Regions from separate parts of the Homo sapiens genome. Here region 2 is linked to region 1. The links are chromatin loops, found by intact Hi-C in ENCODE. Cell type or tissue: IMR-90. All regions are shown on one strand. Each heading gives the region's core, and the rest is flanking DNA. Links, peaks and the distances in the headings are about the cores only.

Region 1 (4,407 bases), core at 71-4,070:
CTGAAATGTGCAGCTGAGAAAATGCTAATTTTCTGCTTTTCCTTTCATTTTATTTTTTCATCTACTTTCCCCTCTAATTAAAAAAGTGGGGAAGGTAAAGAAATAGGGAGAGAGGGATGGGGGAAAGCCAATGGGGAGGAAGTCCACCACACATAGTCACAATGTCAGACAACTTTATGAAAGGGGAAACTGAGGTCAAGAGGGAGATTCAATTTGCCCAGGGTTACTCAGCTTAGGAGTGGCCTTGCAATAAGCTTCCCACTGTAAACTCAGGGCTCTTCAGCTTCATTTTCTTACTAATTCTTTTCTGAGGCCCCAAATCCAAATGGGGAAATGGATCCAACAGCAAATAAAGAAAAGGCAAAAGCCAAATTTTCTTTGAGCTTCTCCAACTACTTTTCTTTCATTCCACTGTCTGGTTTATCAACATCACTCTGATCTTGAAGAGGGCAGAATGACTTTGAAGTACTGGCATTCAAAGAAGGTTCATGTCACAGACCACAAAAGAAACGCATTCTCTCTTTGGTTGCATCATTCCCAAGCAGAAGAATAATTTAACTCACAAAATAGCCTGCATGGACAGAGCCCTTAGGGCTCCACATTATAATCAATAATATTCCCTTCAGCCAGTGAGCTGGCACCTTTACAGGGATGGCTGGTCCCCACTTCTTGTGGAGAAACAGATACAGGGTTCTGAGATGGAAAGCCTGGTTGACAGCCCTGGCTTCCCCTTGAGCAGCCTGCTGTCTGGGTCGTCTGGAAAAGAGAAAGGGTCAGTGTGACCTCCAGTCAGACTTTCCAATGAATCTAGACCAGGGCTGCCCTGACACTTGGCAGGCTCATAGAATCAACAACAAAAAAATCATATAGATGAATTTTTATTCCAAGAAATTTGATCATAAAACATATATTTGTCTGTTTCTTGATTAGAATGCATCTGAAGGCAATGCCAACTTGGCCCCAATGAAGGGATGAGGAACGAGATGAATAAAAATGGAAATGCAGGCTCCCACCCCAGAAGGAGATACTCCTAAATGTCAAGCATCAACTTCTAGAACTTCCCCCACCCAAGGGCACTGAGAGTTTCCTTCTAAGGGGAAACTTCGCTTCAAGACTTCACTATCCCTCACACCTTATACACCCGGGAGTCATTTCTGTTTTGTTATCCTGTTTGGAATCCAAATGCATTATTCTAGAATGTGCTGGAGGTCCCTCTGCCTGGGTCCTTGCAGAGGTGTTTTTGAGGAAGGGTGGCAACTCCAGGGCAGTGATCCAGCTCCTACCTCCATCACTGGGGGAATAAGAACCAAATGCTTCAAGTAGGAGGTGGGGAGAGGAGAAGAATGCCCCCAAGAGGGTTTGGCTTAGTTAGGGGACTCCTTTCCAAATGACCCAGAAACCCAGTGGATAGAGTGGAAACAGATTTAATGGGGCAGAAGATGAGGAAAAAGAGGAAACATGCAAGAGAGGAAGATGAAAGTCAGAAGCTAATGCCCATCAAACAGAAGACAGGAGGAAAAGGGATTTTCCTCACACCATCAATCCTGTCCAGAAGTGACTTACCCTTTCTTGGTCAGTTTATTGAATCCAAAAGTGCTTACCCCAGCCAACAGCATTCACTCTCCCTTCTCTCACCTCTCCCCTCAAGTCCCTGCTGTTCTCCCCCTAACAGATGGTATCACACACAAGCTTTTTTTTTTTTTTTTTTTTTTGCTTCTGATGCTAAGCATGATTTACAGGCTTGAGTTATTATTTATCATTATTCATTTTCTGTCAGCAGTGCATTGAAGGTTAATAGAAATGCCAGCATGCTCACTGATTTACTTAGTAAAATATTTGTTCCAAGGTTTAGGTCATATGATTGGTGTCTGAGTGAGTTTCAGGTTTATGCATTATGAAAAGCAAGATGACTTGACCTTCAGCCACTAACACTAGCACCATCTATTACTTTAGTGAGTGACCTTCAGAGACCTAAGACACAGTAGATGTATTCAACACATGTTAGCCTCCTCCATATTGCTGGCATTGTATACATACCAGCTGAGTTTATGCAATGTAAGCCGAGCCCTGGAGCCCATCTAATGAATGGGAGGCAGATGAGATGTAAACTTAGGCTAAACCAGATCCTCTTCTTAAGATAATAAACTGGATTTGCAGCCCAGCTGCACTGAGTGTCTGTATATACACAGGGAATAATTGCTTCGCATTGCCTCCTGGGCTCCTTGCGGCTCGGCGGAGAGAAGGATGCAGACAGAAGTGCAATTCTGAAGGAAATTTGTTTTAGATGAGCAATTAGACAGGGCTCCAAAGGAAGAATGGACTTGGAAGGACCCACTATGCTAGCGTCATTGTAATGTGGTTGCAGGCCGGGGATGCCAGGGAAGGGAGATGGTGAAGAAGGAAGAGACATGAGCCTTCTAATTAGAAGCTTGGAGCCAGGTTAGCAGAAGAGATTTAACTAGCATTACAGTGATGTAGAAAATAAAAACTATGTTAAAAGCAATGAGTGGGTAATTAATTTCTAAAGAGCCAGTTCTAATTATTAGTGTAGAGGTAATGCAGTATCACAGTGAAATGTGTTTAAGTCACAGGCCAAGATTTAGTGTGCATGAGTTTGAATCCCAGATCCACTGTACAAGTTGACTTAACCTACTTAAGCCCAAGTTTTCTTATTAAAACAACAATAAGGTACCAGGTCTTGAGGCTGCTGAGAGGGTCCATTGAGATGACAAATGTAATGTGCCTAGCACAGGGACTGGTGTCTTCACCAAATGTGCACCAGTTTTGTAAGTTTTGTGAATAAATGGCAAAGAGATTGCTGAGAGCAGCTGGCCAATCTTCATGTTTGAGGAGGGACTTGATCTGCCAGCGGCAAAAGAAATGATGTTTGTTGGAGGAGAAAAATGGGCTTTGCAAGAACAGAAAGCCTGCTGGATGCCCGAAACATGTTGCAACTCTGGGGTCAGAAACAAAGGTCAGAATGTTTAAGAGTTGGACTTTTTGTTTTCTATTCCTAAACTATGCTCTTTCCCTAAAGTTCTCCAAAGAGGTCACTAATGTCCCCTGTCACCAGCTATCACTTACTTTCAAACCCAGAGAAATTTCTTTAGGCCTTTAGAATTGCATCAGTCATAGTTTTAGAACTCCATGATCAACTGATATTTTCCAAGGAGTCTTCCCAGTCACTCCCCCGATCCATCCCCTCCCTTCCTTGTTGTTGACACAGGCCATTACCAGCTGGACTTCCCACCTTACAGGTAACACATGTGATGTCTAAGTTCATCAACTTGGATTTAAGTGACTGGGCCTACTTCAACTCTTTATGACTGCGGAAGAAAGTAGGTGTTTTGTTCCTTAAATTACTGCCTTTGATATCTGCTGAGCAGAGAGTTTAATACTCCAGAACCACATGCACATCTCCTGGAAGCAGCATGACCCCTCTTTCCCACATGTTGTACATTAAGAGAATAGTCTATATTAGGCAAGCGTCAGGGAAGGTGGCTTAACAAGCAGTGGAAATATCTTAACCAGAAACTAAACATAAGGCAGTTTTCTTCAAAGAAAGCAAATACTGGAAATGAATCCAGAGATTTACATCAGCGTAGAGGAGAAGGCTAAAATTATATTTTATAATATGTTATATATAATTATAATATATATTTATATATTATGAAATATATAAATAAAAATATATAATAACAGATATTTATGTTATATATACACATATATACGTATATATGTATATATGTACATATGTATGTATATATGTATGTATGTATATATGTATATATACATATATATGTATATATGTATATATACGTATATATGTATATATGTATATATATGTATATATGTACGTATATATGTATATATGTGTATATATGTATATATATATGTGTGTATATATATACACACACATACATATATATATATATATATATACACACACACACACATACTTTTTTAAATAAGAGACAGGATCTCTCTCTGTCACCCAGGTTGGAGTGCAGTGGCATGATCATAGCTCACTTACAAACTTGACCTCCCTGGCTCAAGTGATCCTCCTGCCTTAGCCTCCCAAGTAGCTGGAACTACAGCTGCATGGCACTAAGCCCACCTGATTTTTTATTTTCTTGTAGAGATGATGTCTCATTATGTTGCTCAGCCTTGTCTGGAACTCCTGGGCTCAAGCAATCCTCCCACCTCAGCCTCTGAAGTAGCTGGGACTACAGGTACTTGCCACCAGCCCTGGCTAGCTTTCATCTTTTTTGTAGAGATGGGACATCACTATGTTGTGAAGGCTGGTCTCAAACTCCTGGACTCAAGAGAGGCTTCTGCATTGGCCTCCCAAAGTGCTGGGATTACAGGTGTAAGCCACTCTACCTGGACACAATATTTTATTTGAAA
Region 2 (4,407 bases), core at 97-4,096, 57 kb after region 1:
AAGTGGGCAATTGATATGATCAGCTAGATTATTAAAGAATAACTTTAGAGGATCACTAGACATTTGAAAAGATTTTCAATCTCAGTACTCAGGAAAATGTTAAAAAAAAAACTAAAAACTAGTATTAAGGTACCATTTAGATGTCTTTTAGATGTGAAAATATGAAAAAGTACGAAAGTACGAAGTGCTGGTGTGAATACGAAATATTGGGAAGTATACGGTCCTGGTGGTGGTATAACATTTTTCTAGATATTTGTCAATGTTAAATAAAATTAAAGACACAAACAGCCCACATATGACTTCAAATCCATCTCTGAATGTATATCATGAAGAAATTCTCACACATATCAAGGACAACAAATGAACAAAATTATTTGCTACAATATTACTTGCTGTAGCAAATAGTAGTGAAAAACTGGAAACAAACTAAATATCCATTCATAGAAGAAAATTGAAAAAATTTGAACTCCAGCTAAATTTGTTAATTGATATTAACACATTTTACAGAGGTAATGCTGGATGAAAAAAGCAAGGTGTGGAATATAAGTTCAATAAGATGGCATTTAAATTAACTTCAAACAGTCTGCAAAATATTACAGTATATATTTCCTGTATATATACATATATAAGAAGGCCATAAAATCATGTTTAGGAATTGCAAACACTAAAATGAGGACAGTAGATTCCTCTGTGGAGGGATATTGGGAAATAAATGAGGGAAGGACACCTAAGATGGTGTACTTATGTACACCTAAGAAGGTACACCGTCTTGAAACCCCATCTCTACTAAAAATACAAAAATTAGATGGGTGTGGTGGCACATGCCTGTAACCCCAGCTACTTGGGAGGCTGAGGCAGGAGAATCACTTGAGCCCAGGAGACGGAGGTTGCAGTGAGCCGAGATTATGCCACAGTACTCCAGCCTAGCCGACAGAGTGAGACTCTGTCCTCCCCGCCCCCCGACCCACCCAAAAAAAGATTAAAAAAAAGAAGGTGCACCATCTTAGGTGACCTTATTATAGGGCCTTTATTTACTTTGTTGTGTTTGTTTTTTATTTTGTTTTGTTTTGTTTACTGAGGCAGAGTCTCACTCTGTCTTCCAGGCTGGAGTGCAATGGCGCAATCTCGGCTCACTGCAACCTCCACCTCCAGGGTTCAAGCGATTCTTGTGCCTCAGCTTCCTGAGTATCTCGGATTACAGGCATGCGTCACCACGCCTGGCTAATTTGGGATTTTTAGTACAGACGTGGTTTCACCATATTGGCCAGGTTGGTCTCGAACTCCTGACCTCAGGTGATCTGCCCACCTTGGCCTCCAAAAGTGCTAGAGATTACAGGTGTGAGCCACCGTGCCCAGCCTCTTTATTTACTTTGAATGTTTTATGGAACAAAGATATTCAAAGTAAATAAATCAAAACACTAAAAGTTGCTAAAGGTGAGTGTTGATTATATCAGGTATGTGATGTGTTTTTCTCTATTTTTGTAATACATCTTGTGGTAAAATATACAAACACATAAATAATGATTGAGGTTAACAAAAGACAAAGGAATCTCTGATTTCTATAATAGATAAAGGAACTATGTCTTTAAACATTGCAGAAAAAAATAAAACATACGAACATAACAATAAGCCAAGCTGTTATTCAAGTAGAGGAGAAACATGAAGACATTTTCAAATATAACTTGACATACACTTTTTAGCTCTTTTTTCGGGGTGGATAGTCTAGGAATAAAATTACCCAATGATGAAATCTAGCCAAATGAAAAAGAATGGCACTATGTAATTTAAAAAGTATGCTGTACCCGACGGTAGAAACCAGTGGTGCAACATCTAAAACTTGCTGAGAGAGTGAAAGTGTGACCCTGGCATGCAAAACACTCAGAGATTACAGGACTGAAATTCCTTCTTAAGAAGAAAAGTACTCCAAGATCAAATCCAACTTAGTGGCAAGAATCAAAACAAAACACTCAGAAATAGAGACACTCCAGAGAAATGACTGTTAGTGAGCAATAAGTTAATGTAAATAAAGAACTAAGACAATTCTACTAGGGACATCATGATTACAGAATGTAGATGTCATAACTCTTGGTAAGTATGCTTGGAATGCGGGGGTAGGTGTCTTGACAGGCATACTTAAAGGATACTTAAAGGGCTACTGACCCATCTCTCTTAGCATGAATTCAATCATCACTATAAAATCAATGTGGAATTTTAAAAAGTATAATACTTCCACAATCTTTTACAGTTGGATGTTCATATTTTTTTAACCATGGATAATTTAGGCATTTATATCTCTTGTGGTAGAGAAACAGCTAAAGTTAAACAGCTCTCTTCATTTTTCTTCTTTTATTCTTGTTAAAATAACATTGTTTTTATTAAAACAACATAGCATAATCCTGTTATATACAATTTTTTCTTTCATCCATCCATTTTTCCATCCATCTGTATTTGTGCATCAAGATAAGTCTAGAAGACTGGCATCTAATTTTATGAAATATTTTTGGACAGTATGATTTGGATATTTTTAAATTATCTGTTTTGGTTGTATATTTTTTCTTTATACTTTGTGAACTGCTTGAAAATTTTGAGGATCATGTGTAATTAAAAAAAAAAAATTGGCCAGGCATGATGGCTCACACCTGTAATTCCAGCATTTTGGGAGGCCGAGGCAGCCAGATCATTTCTGGTCAGGAGTTGGAGACCAGAGTGGCCAACATGGCAAATCCCTGTATCTATTAAAAACACAAAAATTAGCTGGGTGTGATGGTACAGGCTTGTAATCCCTGCTACTTGGGAGGCGGAGGCAGGAGAATTGCTTGAACCCAGGAGGTGGAAGCTGCAGTGAGCCGAGATGGCACCACCACACTCCAGCTTGGGCAGCAGAGAAAGACTCTGTCTCAAAACAAACAAACAATAAATAAATAAATTATAGAAACATTATTGTAAAAATAAAAGTGGAGGACAAATATAAGAGTTCTCATGTAAGAACAGGTCTTGCTGACTGCTGGGTTATGGGGAATGAAGAAAAAGAAGTCAAAGTCATGCTGAGATTTAGAGGCTGGGCCTCCAAGAGAACAGCAGAACCATGGACAGAATAGGGAACCCAGCAGAGAACAGGACTGACGGGAGCAAGCAGCTTCCTTCAGACTAGAATATACACATTCCAGTGGTTACTATCAGTGTATGAGGCAGCACCAGTTAGAAAGACATATTTAGGAGTAAATGCTGTGGAAGTGTGAGCCAGAGTCATGGAAAAGGATGAGATTCCAAGAGTGCTGTGTGCATGGGGAGGGCCCATGGGTCCTGACATAAGTTGACACCATCATTGCATTCAGGCAGGTCCCCCAGAAGGAGATATTCTATTGAAAGGGTCATTTCCAGTCACCAAACACAAAACCAGAGCAGAAAGTGGCTGAAGCCAAGATGGAGCCGCATATGTGGCCCAAACTTATCTCGACATTCCCCAGTGTAGGTTACCACAAAAACACCTACTCTGGGCCCTGTCATTCTCAAATTTCAGGCTCAACTTGGGTCACTGAGACACCAGAATTCTCCTTCCATTTCATCATTGACTCAAGGCGTTTGGAGAGGGAGACCAACACCATAGTTGATTTACCACCCTGCCAGGGACTCCAAGGAATTTTCAGTGGGAAGCATACTCAGAGCCTATATGTGCCATTGACTTCTTTATCAAATAATTTTTGTCAGATATTTTAATGAACGCACTTATCAAGTCTCACGTTATTTGAAAATGCTTAACTACGAGCCAATGTATTAAGAGCCATTAAATGCATATATCTCCCATTAGTAGGCTGGAAGGCTGGATTAAAGATCACATACACCCCCATCATCATACATCATGCCTAATGCCAGTTAACCTTCACTTTTGGGCTGGAGCTAATCAAGCCAGGCTCCCCCACCAGGTGAGCTTCATTACCACCTGTTACTTTCACTGGGCAAGAGGCTTGGCCATGGATTTTTATTTACAAGAAATATTTGACTTTGGCAGACTGTCAAGAGAACTAACATTTCAAAATAATGCCTGAGAGTAATATTTATGAAACTATTTACACAGTGTTACTGAGAAGCTAGCTCTCCTCTCCCATTATAAATCACTCTCAAGCCAAGTCAGAAGAGCAGGTTTGCCAAATACTTAGATCCTGGAGGATCTGCAGCAGAGATCACTATATTAAAAGAATAAGAATCATCAGAAGTTATTGGTGGGGAAAATGCTGGCAGCACAAAAATTACACACAGAAATGTGGGAAAGAACTGGCAGATTGAGAGCCTTGACTTGGAGAGCGATGCAGAGAACAAATAAAGACAGCAGACAAACTCACAGCAAACCAGTGTGGCCAGCCCTGGACCCCCACCTCCCCGACCCTCCCCAGCTGGAGTGCATGCAGT

The links. A loop is a pair of places that touch in the nucleus more often than their neighbours do. Peaks named below come from ENCODE experiments on the same cell type or tissue, not always from the same donor. Only the 100,000 strongest peaks of a DNase experiment are listed, where the experiment ranks them.
Region 2: it touches region 1 in a loop (4-fold over the local background); 1 of 110 quality-filtered maps calls a loop at or near these places.

What each region holds. Positions count from the first base shown.
Region 1 is chr10:76,638,655-76,643,061 of GRCh38, reverse strand. No RefSeq gene overlaps it. Among named protein-coding and RNA genes, the nearest start is that of KCNMA1-AS1, 250 kb to the left of the region's middle. In IMR-90, for the core only: no CTCF peak of the experiment used is centred there; a DNase peak (open chromatin) is centred at 2,081; H3K27ac peaks cover 893 bases.
Region 2 is chr10:76,581,473-76,585,879 of GRCh38, reverse strand. No RefSeq gene overlaps it. Among named protein-coding and RNA genes, the nearest start is that of KCNMA1-AS1, 300 kb to the left of the region's middle. In IMR-90, for the core only: no CTCF peak of the experiment used is centred there; DNase peaks (open chromatin) are centred at 1,969 and 3,149; H3K27ac peaks cover 632 bases.